Regions from separate parts of the Homo sapiens genome. Here region 1 is linked to region 2. The links are chromatin loops, found by intact Hi-C in ENCODE. Cell type or tissue: natural killer cell. All regions are shown on one strand. Each heading gives the region's core, and the rest is flanking DNA. Links, peaks and the distances in the headings are about the cores only.

What was found. Hi-C counts contacts between places; a loop is a spot of excess contacts. Peaks named below come from ENCODE experiments on the same cell type or tissue, not always from the same donor. Only the 100,000 strongest peaks of a DNase experiment are listed, where the experiment ranks them.
Region 1: it touches region 2 in a loop (5-fold over the local background); 2 of 110 quality-filtered maps call a loop at or near these places.

Annotation. Positions count from the first base shown.
Region 1 is chr16:82,932,598-82,942,208 of GRCh38, reverse strand. The region is part of intron 2 of CDH13 (cadherin 13); the gene reads right to left. Among named protein-coding and RNA genes, the nearest start is that of MIR8058, 250 kb to the right of the region's middle. In natural killer cell, for the core only: no CTCF peak of the experiment used is centred there; a DNase peak (open chromatin) is centred at 5,028; H3K27ac peaks cover 1,406 bases.
Region 2 is chr16:82,652,372-82,661,145 of GRCh38, reverse strand. The region is part of intron 1 of CDH13 (cadherin 13); the gene reads right to left. Among named protein-coding and RNA genes, the nearest start is that of CDH13, 30 kb to the right of the region's middle. RefSeq lists silencers at 5,444-5,493, 5,428-5,722 and enhancers at 6,626-6,675, 6,916-6,965, 7,016-7,225, 7,047-7,546, 6,467-7,666. In natural killer cell, for the core only: no CTCF peak of the experiment used is centred there; DNase peaks (open chromatin) are centred at 5,255, 5,585, 7,085 and 7,385; H3K27ac peaks cover 3,648 bases.

The DNA of each region.
Region 1 (9,611 bases), core at 696-8,695, 280 kb before region 2:
CACAAAATTAACTTAAGATGAAAATTAATCATGAAACCTACGAAAAGCAAGCTTTTAGAAAACCTAGTGGAGAATGTCTGTGACCTTGGGGTATGCAAATATTTCTTAAACAGGACACAAGAAGCAATAAGCCTGATAGGAAAAATAAATAATTAGCCTTCATTAAAATACAGAACATCTGTTTATCAAACGACACCATTAAGAAAGTGAAAGACAAGACACAAAGGGAAGAGACTTGTAATTCATGCATCTGACAGACTTATATTCAGGATATATGAAGAACTCCTTGAATTACCACTGAGGGAAGTTTCTTTTAAATGGAAGAGAACTGTTATATTCTGGAGAACAACTTCCTGGGTATGAATATAAGTGCTTGAGACTGGAACTCAATGAGGGAGCAAGAATATAGAATAATCATGCCATGTGATAGCCCCCATATACTGGGCAGAACATTAAGAGAAGGAGAGATGGGAACAGGGATGGAAAAAGAAAACTCGGAGGTGGTTAGAGATAGAGAGCTCGGTACAAGCAACAAAAGAAAATGTGCCTGGTGCCTGGAGGACATTTAAGAATAGCCGTGTTTAATATTCCACTGGGAGTTGATACAATCTCCAAATACAACTTTCTAGAATTTCAATAAAGTGTGCTATCCACACAATGCTTTATGTAAATTTTGGCGCACAAAGGAAAGGGAAGGGCTATTTTCTACACGTGGATTGTGCAATGTAAAGATGATGAAGCAAAACAACGAAATAAGCAGAAGCTGATCTTAGAGCTAGGAGGGGACCTTTGGTAGGTGAGCACCCACCCCCGTGAAATTCCAGAAATGTCATGGATATCACTGAGCATTCTCAAGGCACAGAACAGGGTTTTGGTCCAACGCTATCTAGATTTCACTGAATGGGAGATCCCAGTTGGCATGCAGTTAACATATTTTCATTGCTCTCTCCCAACTAAAACCTAAAATTCTTTGAGAGCAAACTATGTATAGGAGCCCCAAAATATTCAATGGTTAATGAATGAATAAATAAATGAATGTGGATGAACGGAATTTAGGCATTTTGTTCACTCTGGTCAGCTTTCAGAGCTTCCTGATCACTTTTCATCCAATCTCTCATTTTACTGGTGTCTTTTCATTTGACCATTTTCCTATCGTTTGCCAGAAGTTCCCCGTCATATGCTTGTTGTATTGTCCATCTACAAAGCAACATTTCAGCCCAAATGTGCACCTTCTCCATTTGGGGATGAGTTGCACTACAGCATACAGTGATTCAAACACATTTGCAAAATAATTACCCCTCTTTCATAACTGAGGCTTTTATCTGAATAAATGTTTCCCTAATAAAGCTTGCAGCTGGGTTGAGTTTGAGAAATACAACAATTAGGAGTCATGGGACAAGAGCTCAAATAAGGGTTCCCTTTAAACACCAGCATTTGCTTCCCACATCTCTGATTAGTAGGAATAGGGCCTGTATGTGCCTGCCAACACAGCACTGATTGGTAATCAAGTGGCCACAGTATGTGTGAGCAAAAGAAAATTAGAAAACAAACGTAGACGCTGATTAGTTTTCTACAAACATCTTGAAAGATGTATGAAGCAGGAACCAGCTAAGGTGAAGCAGGTAAGAAGAATCCAGCTCTCCTTGCTTTGCCAACTTTACCTGAACCAAATCTGGAAGTAAAAAAGAAACTATGGAACAAGGCATCAAACTGATTGCAAAACTCAAATCAATCTATGGAGTAATTAGTAAGGACAACAGCAACAACCACAATCATAACTGCTAAGGTTTGGACTCAACCTCACCACCGAGCAAAACAGTGATGTTTATTAGCTCATTCTGGTGTCATAATTACTCCCCGAGGTGACTGTTAATTTTTGCCGTCTCCATTTTACAGGTGGAAAAACTGAGATTCTGCAAGGGAATAATTTGCTCAAGGCAACGTATTCAAGTGACGGAACCAGGATTTATACTGATGTCTTCCTCTCCATATTTCAGGCTTTGCATTTGACCTACTGATATGGTTTGGCTGCGTCCCCAACCCAAATCTCATCTTGAATTAATAATTCCCACACGTTGTGGGAGGGACCTGGTGGGAAATAATTGAATCATGGGGGCACTTTCCCCCATACTGTTCTCATGGTAGTGAATAAGTCTCATGAAATCTGATGGTTTTATAAGGGGAAACCCCTTTCATTTGGTTCTCATTCTCTCCTGTCTGCTGCCACATGAGACACGATTTTGCTCCTCTTCACCTTCCACCATGATTGTGAGGGCTGTGAGTCCATCAAACCTCTTTTTCCTTATTACCCAGTCGAGGGCATGTCTTTATCAGCAGCGTGAAAACGTGCGAATATACCTATAGTGGAATGAAATATATTTGAACAAGCCAAGGGGTGACAAATATTATCAACAATATTATAAGCAGCATTAGAGAAATGGGTTTAAAAAATCCAGAGATTCAAGGATGTAAGGGTAACCTTTGCAGCTAGTGGGAACCGGTGAGGAGAAAGGACTTCTTAAAAACATCCATTCTGGAGAAGACAGCAAACAACCACACTAATAGAAGAGACCCACTGTTAACATTCAATTTTTACATTTGCTTCAGTTAGAATATCTAACCCATACTTGAAAGAGTGTACTTGGGGATCTCACCTGAGTATTCGCTTTAGGTATGTGCGTAATTATTCATTGTTCTGTCAACAGGCCTCCCTCCTTCCCTCCCTCCCTCCCTCCCTCTCTCCCTCTCCCTCCCTCTCCCTTGCTCCCTTTTATTTAATTTTTTTTGAGCTAAGGTCTTACTCTGTCACCCAGGCTGGAGTGCAATGGTGCCATCTCAGCTCACTGCAACCTCCGTCTCCCTGGCTCAAGCATTCCTTCTGTCTCAGCCTATTGAGTAGCTGGAACTACAGGTGCACACCAGCACACCTGGCTAATTTTTGTATTTCTAGTAGAACAGGGTTTCACCATGTTGCCCAGGCTGATCTCAAACCCCTGAGCTCAGGTGATCCATCTGCCTCAGCCTCTGAAATGTCTGGGATTGCAGGCGTGAGCCACTGCACCCAGCCTTGTGACCACTGCTTTCTAATGCCATTTTCCACACCAGAGGAGATGCTGTCAGTGTCTTGCCAAATTCCTCAGACTGCACCCCACTTCACTGTGCTCCAGACAACCTCCCATTGCAGGATGTGCAGTTCTGTGCCTGAAGGCTTTTCCCAGAACCACAGAAGATGAATCTTCCTGTGTATGTGGCAGGTGTGATGCCCCTCTGGTTGGAAGTGTTCCCAAATCAACACCCTTTTTCTGGGAGTAGTCCTCAACCAAGAGCACTGAAATAAGTACCTCCAGCTGAAGGGAACTCCCTCCCTCCTCAGGATGGATAACTCTGAAGTGTGTCTTCTACATTACTTCCAGAGTTTTCTTACAGGATTAAACTTTAGTTGCCTACCATAGCTTAATACTGCACCCTACGTTGACTCTCCTTTCTTTTTCCTTGTCTTGTGTGCAGTACTGATGCTTCCTGCACCTTTTAAATAAACTATACACACTCACATCCTTGTCTCTTCTCGAGGACTGCAATTAAGACACACACAAACCCATGTCATCTCATGTGTCCCCACTGGACCAGTGTCTTAGACTCTGGACAACGGTGGCCTCTCAGAAGGCCCCTGCTGATGCTGGGCAGTGCCATGCTGAGACATGTTTCTAATACCACAGACTCTTTACACTTCAGACACTCTGTCAAAAGCTCAGTATTGAAATTACCTCATTATCTCATCTAAGGCTGGCAGAGACCATTGATATTTGAGAGGGCTAATCTAAAAGAAACATTGATCATTTAATCTGCTCAGTTTACTGAGTTCTATTCCCGAATCAAGTCAAATCGCCAGGAAGCTTAGCGCTCTGTAGGAGTGCATTCACCTTATCACGATTCCTTTTCATGTCTTTACTGAGGTAAGATATACAATGTAACCAGGCAAAGGCTGTTTTTACACCTCTGGAAAAATAGCTGTTGAAAAAGCTATTGCCTGTGTAACTCAATGCCCTTTTCAGTAAAGGCTCTTAAGATACATTCTTCCCAGAAATAAATGCCAAGTGGAAAAAGTATTATCTTTCCGTTTTTTGGCGTGTTGTTGCTACCGCTGTTGCAGCTGCTTTTTCTTTTTCTTCTTCTTTCAATTAAACAATGAAAATTATGTAAGCTAACACAATTCCATTGTTACAGGGTTAAGTAAAAACTCAAAGTAAATTAAGTGTTACATTTGAATAACTATATCCAATTACTGTCCTTTTATATTATACGTCTTTAAAAATATTTTTACCTCCATCCAATTGTACTTTAATCAGCTGTTTAGAAATATTTAAAAAACAAATGTGATAGATATGATGAATAAACAACATTAAATCTACAAATCATCAGAATATAAGCTCTGCTATAAAATAGGTTATATGTGGACAAACAGATATTATGGACGCTTGATTCATGATGACCTACATTTGGTTCATAGAAAAAATGAAGTTCCTGCAGTTCAGAGATAACATAGGAAGGATCAACAGGTAACCTTCTGTTTGCAACAATATATCTGTTTGCAACTGGCTTGCAATAATATACATGTTTATTCATTCAGTCAGTCACAAATTTTGTGTGTCTGCTATGTGCTAGGTATGGCATTAAGGTTAGGAATAGATCTCTGAGAAAATATACAAATGCTGACTCTGTTCTCACGGAATTCGTGATTCAGCTAGACTGTGTGTGTGTGTGTGTGTGTGTCTGTGTGTGTGTGTGTGTGCATGTGTATGTGTGTGAGACACAGAGAGAGACACAGAGGGACAGAGAGACAAAGAAAAAATAGCTTCATTTAAAGATTGCCTCGCCCAACCTCCAATGAAAAGTAAAATAGCAACAAAGGGAAGTAAGGAAACAGCTTTGGAAACCTGATTGTGAATGTTTATGTATATCTGTGAGGCTAGCACCTAGCATGAGTCACGGCTTGTACTATAGCTGCATCAGAAAAAAAAGAAAAAGCAAAACAATGCAGCAGTAGCGTGACCACCCTATCAAGAGGGAACAGGCGTTTGTGGGTTTAGTTTAATGCTAGTTACTATTTCTATTTTCTTAAAACAGAATGGAGAGCTCTGCAGTTGCCCTCTGTTTAATGATGCATGAGGTCTTGACAAGAACCTAAACACCAGCCTGTGGTTTGTTTTGGTTGTGCTGATGTCGTGCTGAGGTCACAGCCCAGGACCATGACCCCAGAGGCCCTGATAAAGGAGTATCTCCACTCTTGGCACTACCATACCTTAGTCTTCAAAGGTGAACTCTGGGAGGAGTCCATGAAGATCTACAAGCAAATGGTTGGGCGAAGTGTACCTCCCCCACTCCCCACCTGTTCTTTCCCTAAACGCACACAAGACTAAGCAGTTGTGTGGGCAATGCACTCAAGTAGAGTTGATTCTACCTATTCTCACAGTGCTCGTCCAACATATGCCTTGGTCATTGGCATCCGTAGGTAGGACAAATGTTTCAATATGAACGTTACGATCTAAAGTAGCATCACCACTCGGGGGACTAGTTAGAAATGCAAATTCTCAGTCCTCATCCCTGAACTTCTGAGTTAAAAATGCTGAAGGTGGGGGGCCTACTGTTTTAATAAACCCTATAGATCAGCAGTCTTCCAACCTTTTCAGCACCAAGGACCAGTTTTGTGGAAGCTAATTTTTTCATGGGATGGGGAAAGTTGGTGGGTGGGGTGGATTCGGGTTGAAACTGTTCTACCTCAGATCATCAGGCATTACATTCTCATAAGGAGCACACAATCTAGATCCCTGGCATGTACAATTCACAATAGGGTTCACGTTCCTGATGATACAGGAGTTAAGAAGAAATTACACAGGCAGATGGTAAGGGCATGGGAATCCTTGGTAAGGCTTTTCTTTTTAATAAAAAGCAACCCCAAATAATTTTCTAACAAAGAAAATGTAAAGTTGAGCTGCAGACATAGACAAGCAAGCTGGAGACTTGCACAGGTGAATGCTGGCAGGAACTAAGGACTAGACATGTTCAAGATGGCAGCTCCGTCTTCCTTTCTCTGCCAGCCACATGTACAGTAAGAAGCAGACAAGATGGTGCCAATCAACTGGAAAGCCCATTTGCATAAGATTAGGGTGGGGTGACCAGCCTTGCCCATGCCCTGTGTAAACATCATACCTGACAGAACCAATGGGTGAGCACTATGCAAATCAGACACTGCCTCTTTAAACCTGACTATAAAATTCAGCACAGCTGCCACCCGCTGGTCTTTTTCTGCTCCAAGACCACTTCCTCTATAGAGGAAGCTGTTTCTCTTTCTCTTCTCTTCTACGTGTTAAACCTCCACTCCTAAACTCCTCGTGTGTGTCCATGACCTAAATTTTCCTGGTACACAACAAGAAACCCCAGGGTATATACCCCAGGCAACATAGCCACTTTCTATGAGACTCTAATGACACTACCAATCTGACAGGAGGTGGAGCTCAGGGGGTTATTGCTGACTCTCCTGCTGTGGTCCATAGCCCAGAGGTTGGGGACCCCTGCTATACGTGATTCTGATATACACTCAAGTTCGAGAATCACTGCTTAAGAATCAGTTTTCTGAAATGATTTCCAAGGTAGGTCCTTTTTACTTTTTTCTTTAAACCCCAATGCTAGGAAAACACGTTGGAAACCAGCTGCATCTCATTTATTCAAATAGCACACAGATCTTGAGACCAAAAAAGCTTCATGAAAACAGTTGTAACTATTTCACCATGTCATACGGTCTGGCTTTATGTCCCCACCCAAATCTCATCTTGAATTGTAATCCAAATCATAATCCCCACGTGTTGGGGGAGGGACCTCATGGGAGGTGATTAGGTCATGGGAGCCTTCCCCTCATGCTGTTCTCATGATAGTGAGTGAGTTCTCATGGGATCTAATGGCTTTATAAGGAGCTGTCTCTCCCTTCACTCTGCACTTCTCCATCTTGCTGCCATGTGAAGATGAACGTATTTGCTTCCCCATCCACCATCATTGTAAGTTCATGAGGCCTCCCCAACCCTGCAAAACTGTGAGTCAATTAAACCACTTTACTTTATAAATCACCCAGTCTCAGGTATGTCTTTGTAGCAGTGTGAGAATAGACTAATAAAGCAAATTGGTACCGAGGGAGCGGGGTGCTGCCGTAAGGATACCCAAAAATGTGGAAGTGACTTTGGAACTGTGTAACAGGCAGAGGTTGGAACAGTTTGGAGGACTCAGAAGAACACAGGAAAATGTGGTAAAGTTTGGAACTTACTAGATACTTGTTGAATGGCTTTGACCAAAATGCTGATGGTGATATGGACAATGAAGTCCAGGCTGAGGTGATCTCAGACAGAGATGAGGAACTTGTTGAGAACTGAAGCAAAGGTCACTCTTGCTATGCTTTAGCAAAGAGACTGATGGCATTTTGCCCTTGCCCTTGCCCTAGAGATCTGTGGAACTTAAACCTGAGAGAGATGATGTAGGGTATCTGGTGGAAGAAATTTCTAAGCAGCAAAGCTTGCAAGAGGAAGCAGAGCATATAAGTTTGGAAAATTTGCAACCTGACAATGCAATAGAAAAGAAAAACCCATGTTCTGGGGAGAAATTCAAGCCTGCTGCAGAAATTTGCATAAGTAACAAGGAGCTAAATGTTAATCACCAAGACAATGGGGAAATTGCAGGGCATGTCACAGATCTTCATGGTAGCCCCTGCCATCACAGGCCCTGAGGCCTAGATGGAAAAAATGGTTTTGTGGGCTGGAGCCAGGGCCCCCCAGCTGTGTGCAGCCTAAGGACTTAGTGCTCTGTGTCCCAGCTTCTCCAGCCATGGATAAAAGGGGCCAAGGTACAGCTCAGACTGTGGCTTCAGAGGGTGCAAGCCTCGAGCCTTGGCAGCTTCCATGTGGTGTTGAGCCTGCAGATGCACAGAAATCAAGAATTGGAGTTTGGGAACATCTGCCTAGACTTCAGAAGATGTATGGAAATGCCTGGATGTCCAGGCAGAAGTCTGCTGCAGGGGCAGAGCCCTCATGCAGAACCTCTGCTAGGGAAGTGCAGAAGGGGAATGTGGGATCAGAGCCACCACACATAGTCCCCACTGGGGCACTGCCTAGTTGAGCTGTGAGAAAAGGGCCACTGTCCTCCAGACCCCAGGATGGTAGATCCATGGACAGCTTGCACAGAGCACCTGGAAAAGTCATAGACGCTGCCAGCCCATGAAAGCAGCCAGGAGGAGGGCTGTACCCTGCAAAGCCACAGGGACAAAGCTGCCCAAGGCCATGGGAACACACTTCCTGCATCAATGTGACCTGGATGTGAGACACAGAGTCAAAGGAGATTATTTTGGAGCTTTAAGAGTTAATTACTGCCTTGTTGGATTTCAGACTTGCCCGGATCCTGTAGCCCCTATGTTTTGGCCAGTTTTTCCCATTTGGAATGAGCATATTTACCCAATGCCTGTATCTCCATTGTATCTAGGAAGTACCTAACTTGCTTTTGATTTTACAGGCTCATAGGTGGAAGGGACTTGCCTTGTCTCAAATCAGACTATGGACTTGGACTTTTGGGTTAATGCCAAAATGAGTTACGACTTTGGGAAACTGTTGGGAAGGCATAATTTTGTTTTGAAATGTGAGAAACATGAGATTTGAGAGGGGCAAGTGGCAGAATGCTATGGTCTGGTTCTGTGTCCCCACCCAAATCTCATCTTGAATGGTAATCTGAATTGTAATCCCCACGTGTTGGGGGAGGGACCTCATGAGTGGTGATTGGATCATGAGGGCAGTCTCCCCATGCTGTTCTCATGATAGTGAATGAGTTCTCCCAAAATCTGATAGTTTTATAGGGGGCTTTTCTCCCCTTTGCTCTGCACTTCTCTCTCCTGCTGCCATGTGAAGGACATATTTGCTTCCCCTTCGGCCATACTGTAACTTTCCTGAGGCCTCACCAGCCATGCAAAACCATGAATCAATTAAAACCTCTTTTCTTTATAAATGACCCAGTCTGAAGTATGTCTTCATGGCTGCATGAGAATGGACTAATACAACATGTAACTGCCAATATCACTCCCCCAACCCTGAATCATTTGATTCAGCCTTCCTAAAGATTCATGCAAACCCCTTTCTCAAAGATATGTCATAAAAATATAAAAAAATATGAAATTGGTAAGTCAATATACTGATATTAAAATTAAATTAAAATGCTAACCCTTGCTTTCATTTATGCCTCTACTAAATCATGGCTTCCCAATTTCTCTACTAGTAAACTTCATTCTCTACTAGTCAACTTCTCTACTAGTAAAGTTCATTGTTTAGAATCAAGTACGGAATCTTACATTTGTTCCTATTAAGTTAATCGTTCACACTTTAGGCCACCATTTCAGCATACCAAATTATTTTTCACTTCTGAATTTGTTATGAAAAGTATCAGTCAGAATGCCATCAGCATATCAAATGTTTCAACTCATCATATTTTCATTGAAAACCTAAAGGTCTATGCTAAGGGATTAAATACTTCCTCAAGTAAATACGTCCCATGAGAAAAAACACATTTTTTCAGTAAAGTTTATGTAC
Region 2 (8,774 bases), core at 775-8,774:
GAGGCAAAGGAAACGGACAGCTGTATCCCTCCAGCATGAAACATCACACCGGCCCCTGGGCCACCATCACTCTCTCAAGAGCCCCTTTCCTTCACGGAGACCTGACCCACTTTGAAGTGGCCACTGCCATGTCCCCAGGAGGGGAGAAGGTGGTGGGTGTTTGGTTTGTTTTTATGACTTCTTCAATGAACTTAATAGTTTTTTTTTTTTGATAAAAGAAACTTAATGAATGTTAAATTATAATCAGTTATATACTTCAAAAGGCTCTTTACATCTTTGTTAACATCCACATATATTTTACTTGTATTGCCGGAACAAAATTGAAGCAGCAGCAGCAGACGTCTAAATAAAACGAGGGGGGAAAGAAAACCACCCGCCATGCTGAAAGCCCTACAAATCAAGCTGTTTTCATTTTTCTTTGCTCCCTTTCTGTCTTTGTTCATGTATATACATAATTTATGTCTGAAGCTGCTCTAGGGTCTTTGGTCCCAGGTATACAGTGAAAGGGCTTAAATATAACTCAACCTTCTGGAAGCTTCCCTCCTGGGCCCTAGGTTGTCATCTTTCTTTCACTTCATCTCTGGCCTCGGGCTGTTTCTGTTTTGCCAGGTCTTGCTCTGAATTTAATCCCTGTGCCTCTGTTAGATGGTTTGTGGATTGACTGACGTTCACCAACTGGTGCTCCCTCTTGGGTTTCCCCGCACGCCCCGGCAGGCACAGGAACGCCCATAGTGGGTGGTTTCAGCAGATGGCTGTTTTGATTGGTGGTTTCTCTGTCATATTTACATATGACATATTTTAAATACCACCCTTGACTTAACTCACTTTTAAGACCCAATTTCCATGCTCCCCACGTGTGATCATTTTACTTGCATCTGCCTGACCCATATTTATCTCCAGGTTCCTAATCTTACACAAACCAAGATACTCAATTTGTTGAGATTCCCTGGTTCCCGTGATTTCTGGGTCACATTTTCCCTCCCTCTCTTTTCTCAGCAGCTTCCTCTGAAACCCAAAACCTCAGCCAAACCACAGAATAAATGCAGTATTACTTTCTGCTTTTTAAAATTTATGTCATTTTCCCAGTGCTGCTGTTTTAAGCCTCCAAATTAGCTCATTTCCATTTTCCAGTGAGCAGATATGCCTCAACTTCTTAAGTATTCCCCTAAAGCAGTGGTTCTCAATGGGGAGTCACTTTCCCCCCTTTCCCTCCAGGAGACACTTGACAATGTCTGGAGACATTTTTGGATTTCACAGTGAGGATGGGGCTTCCAATGGCCTCTAGTGGGTAGAGGCCAGGGATGCTTCTGGACATCCTGCCATGCACAGGATAGCCTCACCACAATCTTCCTGCCCAAAGTGGCCACCATGCCATGGTGGAGAAACCCTTCCCTACTATTTAACGTTCAGAATTTCCCAGGTGTTTGTCATGACGTTTTCATGAGTCTCCTAGTCCATGTTACCCCCATTGTATTCCAGTGCCTCGCACAGTACCTGGCCTGTGGGTGGGTTCTTGTGGACGTGGTATTATATTTTGGGGGGATTCTTTATGAGAAATTCCCAATAGGGGAGTTATGTTCATGCATATGGATTATACATGTTTGAGTATATATTCTTTTCTGTTATTTATGGTTTTACGTTATTTTTTGTTCCAATTTCCATTTGAGAATGGACTGCTTGCTGCCATTTTTAAGGAATGTGCCAAGTACATGCAGACAGTGCCTAGACTCAACCAGAGTCCCGTGCTTCCGTAGCCTTGCTCCTGCTATTCCCCTCTCAATGGCAAGGCCGTCTTTCCAGGATTATGACCTATACCTATTCATGTGTGCTTATGAGTTACGTGTTTCTACCTTTGAGGTAATTTCCACAATGCTGCTGGCAAGCATTCTAAACCCAGTGTTGAATGAAGGGAGAGAGGAATAGTGGGACTAGGTTCCAATAGAGAAGTTCTGCCATCCGGATTCTAACTCAGGTGCTAAATCTTTAAAGGAGTCAAATCAACTATTGGGAACCAGCAGCAACTGTGCACTGTTTTCTTCTGGCATTACTTTCTGTATAATGGGAAGCATATTACCTGCCCCACATCCCTGGTGGCCTCCCTGCTCACAGCTTTTGTGAGCTAAGCCTGGGATGATGGCCAGGAGGGGATTAGAGTCAGCACAAGACATAGAGTCAGCTTTAGGAACTATGCTCACAATAGTCTGAGAAAATCCACCCCCTTGAGAACCTTCTTTAGGGCTATTTTATCTGAATATCAAGTGTCTAGTCAAAGTTACAGAATCTTCCATACATACCCACAAACAGGGAAAAATGTATGTTTTCTTCTATGGGCTTTTAAAATCTATCGACTTTGTACCAGGCACTGAGAATACAGAGAGAAACAAGACACTGGGCACACATTCAAATGAAGAGAGGTCACGGCAAACCATCATGGCAGCCACCATGTGCTGAGTGGGGTGCTAAGTTCTTTAGGTATAATTTAACCCACGCAACCACCCTTGGAGATCAGTACTATTTGACATAATTTTACAGATGTGAAAACTGAGGCACAGAGAGATTAAATATCTTGCCCAAGTTCATACAGCTAATAAGCAACGGAGGTGCAATTTATACCCAGGCAGCCTGACTCCAGTCTTAACCACTGAGCTACTTTCTCTCTTGAGACAGGTATGAAGAAAAGTAAGTATATTAAAATGTAACCATGATGGGATTTATCACAGGTATGCAAGGCTTGTTGAACATTTAAGAATCAATTGATGTTATCCAGCACATAAATGGGACAGCTAAATCTTTAAAGGAGTCAAATCAACTATTGGGAACCAGCAGTAACTGTGCACTGTTTTCTTCTGGCATTACTTTCTGTAAAATGGGAAGCATAATACCTGCCCCACATTCCTGGTGGCCTCCCTGCTCACAACTTTTGTGAGCTAAGCCTGGGATGATGACCAGGAGGCTCATATGCACATATCAATAGATATCACATGCACATATCAATAGATGCAGAAAAAGCACTTGGCAAAATCAATACTCATAATAACTCTCAACAAACTAGTAACAGACAGAAACTTCTTCAACTTAATAAAGAACAACTACAAAAAGCCTACAACTAACATCACACTTCATGGTAGGAAACTAGCTTTCCTGATAAGATCAGTAGCAAGGCAAGGATGTGCCCTCTTACCATTGTTTTTCAACATCGTCCTGGAAGTCCTAGCTAATGCAGTAAGATAAGAAAAGAAAACAAAGGTATAGTGATTGGAAAGTAAGAAACAAAACTTAGTTTGCAGATAAAATGATTATCTATGTAAGAAATCCAAAAAAATTGACAAACTCCAAGAATAAGTAATTATGCCAAGATTACAAGATACGAGGTTAATGTAAAAAAGCCAATCACTTTCCTATGTACCAGCAATGAATGAATGAAATCAGGAATTTAAAACACAATACAATTTACATTACCCTCCCCAAATTGGAATATTTACATATAAATCTAGCAAACTGTGTACATGAAATGTACAAAATACAGTAGTCTCTCTTTCTCCAAGGTTTGCTTTCTACAGTTTTACTCAACTGTGGTCAATCACAGTCTGAAAATATTAAATAGAAAAATTCCAAAAATAATTCATAAGTTTTAAATTACATGCTGTTCTGAGTTGCATGATGAAATCTTCTGTCATCCCACTCCATCCTGCCGGGAATGTGAATTATCATTTTCTTCAGTGTATCCATCCTGTCTATCTTACCCATCATCCATTAGTCACTCAGTAACCATCTTGGTTATCAGACTGACAGATTAAAAGAGAAGGGTGAGTGCGCTACAACAGATTTTGAGAGAGACAGCCCACATGCATGTAACTTTTATTACAACATATTGTCATAATTGTTCCATTTTATGGAGCAATTGTTGTTCATCTCTTACTGTGCCTCATTTATAAATTAAACTTTATCACAGGTATGTACAGGAAAAAAACATAATGTATGTAGGGCTTGGTACAATCCATAGTTTCAGGCATCCATTGGGTGTCTGGGAACTTATTCCCCATGAAAACTGGGGAACTACTGTATATATACAAGATCTATATGAGGAAACACAAATGTTTATAGCAGCTTTATTTGTAATCACCAAAACTTAGAAGCAACCAAGATATCCTTAAGTAGGTCAATGGATAAACTGTGATACATCCAGACAATGAAATATTATTCAATGCTAAAAAAAAAAAAAAAAAAGAGCTACCAAACCATAAGAAAACATGGAGGAAACTTCAATGCATGTTACCAAGTGAAGGAAGCTAATTTGAAAAGGCTACATACTATATTATTCCAACCATATGACATTCTGGGAAAGGCAAAGCTATGGAAATAGAAGAAAGATCGGTGGATTGCCAGGGGTTAGGGAGAAGGGAGTGGGTAGGCAAATAGGCAGAGCAAGTATTTTAGGGCTGTACAACTATTCTGTGTGATATCATAATGGTGGATACATGAATTTACACATTTGTCATGTATCCACCATACACCGTACAGCACCAAGAGTGAACCCTCATGTAAACTGTGAACTTTGAGTGATAATGATGTGTCAATGTAGAGTCATTGACTGTAACAAATGTACCATTCTGATGTGGGATGTTGATAGTGGGACAAGGCTGTGCATTTGTGGGGATAGGAGGTACTTGGGAAACTTCTGTACCTTCCACCAAATTTTGCTGTGAACTTAAACCTGCTCTAAAAAATAAGGTTTACTTGCTTTTTAAAAAATGCTACCAGGTGCCAACCTGTCTTCCTCTCTAGCCCCTCATCTCATCACCATCATTAACACACACACACACACACACACACGCACACCATTCAAATGCAACCAGGTGCACTCCAGCCTCTTTCTCCAGCCACACTGAGCCAGCTGCCATTCTCCTTCTACCCTGTGCCTTTGAACCACTGATTCTCTGCTTGAAGCCCCCACTCCCACACTGCCAGCTTTTGTTTGACTATCTTCAACATGATTTTCAGTCTCAGCTCATATGTCATCTTTTCACTGATAACTCTGTCCAAGGCAGATGCTCTTTCTCTGTACTTCCAAATCGAAATCAGAGTTCCTTTTGCTAGACCAGCATTTTCTGCCTTGCACGGTAACTCTCAGCTGAAGTTTCTGTCTCTCACACTGTCCTGAGACATGCCACTGGTTCAAGGGGCTGTCTAGGTGGTGCCAAACCTCATACAGATCCTGGCACATAGCAGGTGCCCACTAAAGGCTAGCTGAAATTTCAGGCACTTGAGTAGTGAGCCATGACCCGAAGGCATTGCTTCCTATCTGGGCGACCTTGCCTACTCTAAGCTTCAGTTTCCCCATTGTTAAAATGGGAAAGAATGATAATAAGGGCAATGCCTATTTCATTTGGTGGTTGTGAGGACTGAGTTAATATATATGTAAAATTAACAAATGTAAACAAGAAAAAAATAGCCTGTGGAGGAGGTAAGCTTCTGTAGGCTTCTTCTGAATTGCTTTGGCTTCCTCTGCTGCACATAAAAACAAATGATGTCACTGCCTTGCCCTCCCCCAACCCCACCAGTGGTTTCCCATCACTCTCAGCATCACACGCACACCCTCCCTGCAGCCTAATCTGCCTCCCTGATCTCATCTCCTACTCTTGGACCCGACACTGCGGTAGCCTCACTATTTCCTGCTTTAGGACTTTGCACTTGCTTTTTGCTCTTCCTGGCATACACTTTCCTTTTGAGATCCACATGGCCATCTCATCTACTTCAGAGAGATCTCAGTTGAAATGTCTCCTCTCCAGGACACCTCCCCTCACCCCCAACCCCTATCACAAGGAGCACCTTCGTCACACTTTACCCTTTTATGGTGCTTGATTGACCGGCTCATTGATTGCAACACTGATTACTAATGAATTTTCTTTACTGTTTGCCTCTGCCAATAAAGCAATAGCTCCATGAAGATAGGAACCTGGTTGTGCCCATTGCTATTTTCCTGGTGCTTGCGGGCATTCAGTAAATGTGTTGGGAAAATGAATGAATGTATGAACAGATGAATCCCCTGATACAATGGGAAAGGCAGGGAAATTATCTTGAGTTTCTTTTGGACTCCATCCTCCAGTTCTGGAAGCTTACCTGTACCCCAGAGCCAAGAGAATGACTAAAAGCATGAAATCTGGGACCACCAGCTCCACAGTTTATTTGCTATGGCTGTGGGCCTCAGCTACTTTGCCTGTATAATGGATCTAGTCACTCCATCTACCTCAGTAGTGTTGGGAGGGATGAAAGAACTGATACGAGGAAAGCCTTTAGCACAAGGCCAGGCACATACCTTTGTTAGCTGCTTCACGTGGTTAATACTATAACCTGAGAAGCTGCCCTCATCCTTTCTGTACCCACCTCTTCTGAATATGAAAAAAAAAAAAATCCTTATTTAAATCCATGGTTCCTTTGATGGTACAGCATTTGTATCTTTGCCCACGGCCCCATCCCCTAAGGATGTCTGCCCCCAAATAAAAGTTGTCAAACATTTTAAATGGTATTAAATTGTCCAGAAAATGGGAATGCCCAAAGCAGAGAGTCAGTCAATCAGGATTATTTGAGAGCTTCAAAAAGACAGAAGGAAGCCATTATTAGGTTTAAGAATATTGCATTCCACCTCCCACACAGCCTTTATCTAAATCTTCATTTAATTGGCAGCCTTCAGCACTGTCAGAATTGCATTCTGAGAACCAAGAGAAGTTTTCAAACATTCACACAATGTTATATGCTTGGCTCAAAACAACTCAAGGGGAAAGAACCATCTCTTCTGCAAGAGATTTGGGGATGCCCTAAAGCTGATGCTATGAGAGTTGGGAAACCGACCTTGAATAAGAAACCAAGACCACCATGTAAGTGTCAGCCAAAGACACTGTCCAGAGGTTTCAGGCAGAGAGACTCGGACCTGCTGTCTCCCCAGAATCTCTAGGTGACTCTCTAAGGGCAAGAATTCATCCTTTCTCTATCTCTCAGGACCTCCCCCACTGGCTGGTGCAGTGTAGGCCGGAAATAGATGTTTTTGCAATGACTAATGAGAATTTTTGCGGCTTTATGTCATAAGGGGAATCCTCTCTCAGGCCCATGTGTCTCTGCCTGAGTGATTCCAACCAGAAGCTGGGCTGGAAGAAACCTGATTTCTCCCTGTCCCTCCCTGTAACCCCGTACAGTTAATTAGCAAGTCTTATCTGTTGTGCTATATCTCATGATCTCTGTGGTATCTGTCCCCTTCTCTTCTCTCTCAGGGCCTTGAATGTGGTCTTCAGTCTTCTTCTCCGGAACTACTGCAAAAGGCATCTGTCTCCCATCCTGCGCCCCGGTGCAGGCACAAGCATGCTGATCATTGGAAAACCCAGATTTAAGAGCGTCTGTCACTGCTGCTGAAAAATCCCCCCTAGTTCCTGCGCCTCCAGGGTGAAATCCAAGTTTCTCAACATGACATGCACATCGTGTTTCTTAACCAATCCACCCCCTCCCTGGCTGCTCCCTCCTACCCCTGCAGCCCTGCACCTTGGCCTCCAGCCCCACAAGCAACTCTCAGCTTCCCCCAAGCATGAACTGCCAGCTCCCTCCACTCCATGTCTTTTCTTCTGCTGCTGGCTTTGTGCAGGTACATCCAGTCCCATTTTACTCAGTGCCTAATTTCTGTTGCTCCTTCAGGGCCCAAGTCAAATATATTCCCCAGAAGGCCTTCCTGGGTCCCTCTCTCTGTTCTCCTCCAAAGTTGGGCTGGTCTCTCCTCTGTATTTCCAACACACCTGAGGCTGAGCATACTTTTATTTATTTTTTTGTGTAAAATACACTAAGGCACTACAAAAAGGTGCAAAAGCCCAAGTATTCAGCTCAATGTTTTCCATGAGTTGCCACGTAACTGGCACTAAAATCAAGGAGAAACATTATCAGGTCCTCAGAAACCATCCACCCACCCCCTACCACCACCATGTCTTCTTCACAGACACTTGGAAAAACCGTTCAATAAGTATCTATCAAAGGTAAATTAACAAAATGGGTTTCCAAAGTGGTTGTACTCCCAAGCTCATTCACACTGAATGGACAATGTTGACTGCCTTGTCTGTTTACCCTTCTGAATTACAACATCCTGGGGTCACGGACTACCTTTTGGTCGCCTGTTTACCCCCAACTTCTACAAAGAGCCAGCACATGAATGAACGAATCAATGAATGAATGAGCTAATGAAGGAGTGGGATGAAGAACATACACTGTCAGTTTGAGCAACAGTTTTGATTTTCTTCTGGTCTTTGTTAAATGTGCCTCTCTCATTGGAACCCACAGTTACAGAAAGATTCTGGGATTCCCATCAGAACTCACAAAAGACCATAGGTCCACTAGAGATTGTCAGAGGAAAAATAAAAAGGCTTTAAAGGTCATTGGTTTTAACCAGAAAAAAAAAAAAAAAAACAATTCTAGGTAATGCAGGCCAGTTAAGTTGGTTTGACAGCCAACCTCAGCAGCAGCAGCAGCAGCAGCAGCAGCAGCTTCCAATATCTTTCTAGATTGGTTCATTTTCCAAGATCTGTAATTTTTAAATGAGGAGTAGGATCAAAGGTCAATCTCACTTCCTGGAGCAGAAGCTTAAGTATGGGCTGTAATCATATCACTGAGCAAACTTCAAAAGCTGCTGGTGCAGTGACAGCAACCACCTGTCTATCTTCAAACCAGATGAATGGCTTTTCTGATGCAATCAATCAGGATAGAAGATATATAACGAGAGGTCGTTCCTTATTTAACCAAGC